Linked DNA regions of Mus musculus: region 2 is linked to region 1. A link is a loop called in an ENCODE intact Hi-C map of the cell type or tissue named here. Cell type or tissue: left cerebral cortex. All regions are shown on one strand.

Region 1 (2,500 bases):
TGTTCAGAATTACTAAGGACACAGAATTGGCTGGAGTGATCAGAGAAACTCTCTGGGGATGACACCCAAGGTTATATCAGAGCAGTAGACAGGACTGAAGCAGGCAGAGAAAAAAGGGTCAGAAGAGGCATAGGGAGGAAGCTACATACCCAGGGAATCAACTGTGTATTATTTAATCAATATTCCTGGAATGTGAATTACTAAGTTCTGTTAGTGTGAATAAAGAAAGGCCAGGCCCATTGTTATAATGCTTAGAAAATCTAATACCATAAGGAAGATGAATCTGGACGTAGTAAGACTGTATGTAATAAGGCAAAAACACTTAGGCTAGACCAGCTCAGGCTTTTTATGTGTTTTGAAGTTAGAAAAACAGAGACAGTTCTCAGTATATCAGGGCTGCCACTAACCTCCATGTTTCCCATGGCATGAATGTATATTCATGTGTGTTCACAGCCATGCACACAAATGAATAAATAAAATTAAAATCTCCACATCAAATCAAATAACTTAGAAAGGAAAAGTTTCTCATTCCCTGCAAATACCCTTCAATATATTGGAGAATCAGAAAACTATAGCAAAGCAGTAATCATTTAAGTTGGTCAACAAGCTACTCAGAGAATTGAGTGAATGAATGAATGAATGAATGAATGAATGAATGAATGATATACCCTAGGCCAGAGTGATAGACAAAGATTGGTCATGGTGAATTATAGACTGAACATGGTTCCACAATATAAATTTAGTGATATGGAAATATCTAAACAGAATCATATTGTGTAAGGTTTGCAGGTGATTCATCTCCCAAAGAAATGAAATTTCTGATTGGATACTGTATGTGTAAAACTTCTTGATTCCTATCAGCAGAAGTAGGCCCTGGGCATTATCTAGCATGATTTTATATGCAGGTAATAGAAAATCCAAATCAAAGTGGCTTCAACAGCATGAGAAATCTCCCACTTCATACGACTAAAATTTTTGTTCTGTAGACCTCTTAAAACATCTCCAAAAATGGGTTGCCTTTCTTCTCATTGTGCTTTCCCAGCATTGGCCTCGCCCTAAGGCTATCTGCTCTCGAGACAGATGGGCACATGCTGATCCAACAAAGGCTGCGTGCTTCATGTTCAAGAAAGGGAACTTATTTTAAAATGACTCCCACAGCAGCTAGAAATATCCTCTTTCCTACAATTCCTGGCAAACATGCCTTATATATGAATGGCCACATTCAGTCATATGCCGGCTTCTGAGCCACTACTGTGGAAAAGAGGAAGAGGCACGATAATTAACTTGAGTTAATCAAGAGCCACTCCTAAAGAAAGACATGGAGAAAAGTTCATAGAAAAATTAAATATATGGCTGATTGTCCAGAGCTCTGTAAGGAAGGAGATGGGCTACTGGAGAGGGATGGTTTTTACGTGGAAAGGCAGCCAGATAATGTTCAGCCATTGACTTCAATACAAAATGAATGCTTAAAATAGCCCAGAAGGCAGATAGGCAGATCTTCATGAATTCCCCCTTCTTTCCTTCCTTCCTTCCTTCCTTCCTTCCTTCCTTCCTTCCTTCCTTCCTTCCTTCCTTCCTTCCTTCCTTCCTTTCTTCTCTACTTCCTTCCTTTCTTCTCTACTTCTTTCCTTTTTTTTCTTCCTTTCTTTCTCTTATTTTGTTTGTATTTTACATGAATGAGTGTTCACCTACATGCATGCTTATGCACCACATTAGTACAGTGCCACTGGGGGCCAGAAGCAGGCATCTGGTTACATGTAAATGGATTTGCAGTTGGTTGTGTGCCACCGTGTCGGTGCTAGAAATCAACATGGGTTTTCTGCAGAGCACCAAGTATTCCAAACCTCTAATCCCACTGCTCTAGCTCAGGTTTCTGTTTCTCGATAGAAAGACTAGGGAATCGTCATAGAAATGGGACTGGAAGTAGTTAACCCACCAAAGCCTAAACTTTAAAGCCAAAGGAGCCAGTGATAGCCATTTAACTCCATAGTACCACAACAAACCAACACTCCTTCCTCTTTTCTCTTTTCTACACAGTGACCAATGTTACAGGGGAGGCAGCTGTCAAAGCTTGATGTGAACACTCACATCTATTCTAGGAGTGATCAGAGAATCTTGACCAAGTACCCATCAGCTTGTTTGTCATGGAGGAAGACCACTATCCCTAAGGTATCTGGAGAAGTTGTCTAAATAAAGCTGTAAAACACTGCTTCTCAACCTGTGGGTGGCAACCTCTTTGGGAGTCACGTATTACAGATATTCTGCACACAAGATATTTATATTATGATCCATAACAGTAGCAAAATTACAGTTATGAAGTAGCAACAAAATAAGTTTATAGTTGGGGGTCACCACAGCAGGAGGAACTGTGTTAAAGGTCACAACCGTAGGAAGGTTGAGAACCACTGATGTAATGGGTTTAGCTTGCCAGTGTCTATCATAAACTTCATGAAATTTCAAATAGGTATAAGAGAGATATATTTCTCCACAACTTAGAGTG
Region 2 (2,500 bases), 65 kb before region 1:
GAACTCTGGGTAACTGTATCGTGATGCACAGTCAATAGAAGGTTAAGAGTGTGGAGAACCTGAAAGCTAAACACCATAGGACACTGAGGAGACTTTCCTGAAACCTCCAGTGGAACACACGCCATCTGTGGCGCAAGTGAGTGGTTGACGTCACTGAGGAGGAACCATGAGTACTGAGGGATCTCTTGCTGTGATTACCATGAAAGGGGTTATTTGCTCCAATAGATCTTCAGTATAGATGAAATTGATCTTTCCAGAAATAATATCCAAGACTATGATATAGACAAGGTTCAAATCTATGATGGGTCAGCTTACACTCCCATTTGGTAAAAATGGCCCAAACCTGTGCCTGAGACCTCTCACACTCTCTTGCAGAGAATCCAAGGCCCCCTTAGGATATTGGAAATGCTCTAATCTGCAATTTAGAAATCTGCACTAAGATTCCAAATTATCATGACCGTTTTTCAAAGGATGTTTTTCTCTACAATTCCTGAGCTTATAGCATATTATAACCCAAATGTGTTGCTTTTTAAAAAAGTTTCTATGCCTTGGGAATTGCTACTGCCACTGCATCTTTCTTTATTGTTAGTTTATTTATTTATCTTAGAGTCGAGGTCTTTACAGCCTAGGATGGCCTTAAACTTGCTATGTGCTGCAGATGACCTTGGATTTGTTATTTCCCTGCCTCCACCTACCATGTGCTGGGGATGCACACAGGACAGGGTGAGCCACCCAGGCTCAGCTACCCAGGGCTCTCTGCATTCTAGAGAAGCAATCCTTCATTGAGCTGCATCCCCCATTTCCTTTCTACCATCTGTTCTTCAATGACTGCCATTCAAACCTGCAGATTGTTTGCTGGCATCTAAGCTTTGACCTATTTCCATAAACCAATGGACTAGGGTTTCATTTATTTTTTTGCTTAACAATTCAATAGAAATGGCTTAAGTAAAATTATGCTCTGCTTACTTTCCTCACAGTCCACCAAATTTGAAAAAGAAACACACTTCTTCTTCTTCTTCTTCTTCTTCTTCTTCTTCTTCTTCTTCTTCTTCTTCTTCTTCTTCTTCTTCTTCTTCTTCTTCTTCTTCTTCTTTTTAAAGGTACCAGCTTACATCAGTGAATAAATCTATGTGGACAATGTGGACAGGAAAGGACACTGAGTTTAGAGCTGTGAATGTAACCTTGAACCAAAAGCAACACTTACTTTTCTTTAAAAGTTGATATCTCTGTACTGAAATCATTTCCCACTCCATACGCCCAGAAAGGTTTACTCAGAGATGAGGTCTAGGATACAAGTGCTCCAAGAAAGATGTGGGGGGAATGGTTTTGAAGTAAGATGACGTGTCAATAAACCAACTTAGTGTATTTGTTAGCCAGCTGTCGTAAACACTGTAGGGGACAAGGATGAATGCTACAGACACAGCAATAAGGATCTTATAGTGGGTGTTGAGTCCAAACATGTATGTTTTATTGTCCAATGGAAAAACTAGCCCTATAGTCTTCTTGTAAGTGTAGTTTCAACACGGTTAAGGTATTATTGAAGGGTGTTATATATTTTTTTAAAAAATGTGTTTAACAAGAAGCAGCAATTTTCTTTGCTCACCTCTTTGCTTACTATTTCCTCAGGTGGTGACACACTTATGACGGGAATGTTTCAGACCCTTGTGTTATAGAAAGCACTGGCTGCCTTGACTCAGTGTGTTCCTTCTCACACTGTTCTTCCACAAATAGCCAGCCGCACTGGAGGAGGATGAGTAAGAAGTACAGAAGGTCTTGTGTGGGCGCTACAACATAAATGACAAAATAGAAGAGAGAAAAACACACACTCAGGAGGCAGAAGCAGAAACACACTTGCAGGGACAATTAAGTGGGGCGAGGCAAACAACTTCAGCCTTGAGATGTAACCACCTAATCTCTGTTGTAAAAAGCTCAAAGGAAATGTGCTAGCCTTCAAAGACAAACACAATGAAGAACAGAGGAGATGAAAAGAGAGTTTGTAGAGATCAGAAGAGGAGGGGAAGAGGAGATGAAGCCACCACAAAGACAGAGCCATAAGAAAGGAGAAAAGTAGCCAATGTGACAGAAAACAACCTCTTTAGGAACTGCAGAACTTTTATGAAAGTGAAAATAGTAACCGATGTGTAGGCATAGATTTTCTGCAACATACTTTTAATAAGGGTTCAGCCTCTCCTCTAGTCCACCACCCAGCAGAGGTAGTGGAAGAGAAAAGTTATTAGGACCAGGGGAAGTGGATCTGTTCAGCAATAGTTCTTGGGGCACCCTTGAGTACATTCCATCTAAGTCAGAAACAGCATTTAAAACCAGACTTCAACATTCAACATTTTTTCCCCACAATCTTTTAAAAGTATTGAAAGGGCTTGCAAGGTGCATCTGTAGGTAAACGAGCTTGCTGATAGAAAAATGCAAGCCCAATGACTTATTTCTGATACCTAGAACCTCCATCCTGCTGAAAGAAGATAATGTGTAGGCTTAGATTTTT

What was found. Hi-C counts contacts between places; a loop is a spot of excess contacts. Peaks named below come from ENCODE experiments on the same cell type or tissue, not always from the same donor. Only the 100,000 strongest peaks of a DNase experiment are listed, where the experiment ranks them.
Region 2: it touches region 1 in a loop (11-fold over the local background); 2 of 42 quality-filtered maps call a loop at or near these places.

Annotation. Positions count from the first base shown.
Region 1 is chr3:143,237,621-143,240,120 of GRCm38, forward strand. No RefSeq gene overlaps it. Among named protein-coding and RNA genes, the nearest start is that of A830019L24Rik, 4.2 kb to the right of the region's middle. In left cerebral cortex, no CTCF peak of the experiment used is centred here; DNase peaks (open chromatin) are centred at 1,125 and 1,843; H3K27ac peaks cover 914 bases.
Region 2 is chr3:143,172,410-143,174,909 of GRCm38, forward strand. No RefSeq gene overlaps it. Among named protein-coding and RNA genes, the nearest start is that of A830019L24Rik, 69 kb to the right of the region's middle. In left cerebral cortex, no CTCF peak of the experiment used is centred here; DNase peaks (open chromatin) are centred at 1,362 and 1,756.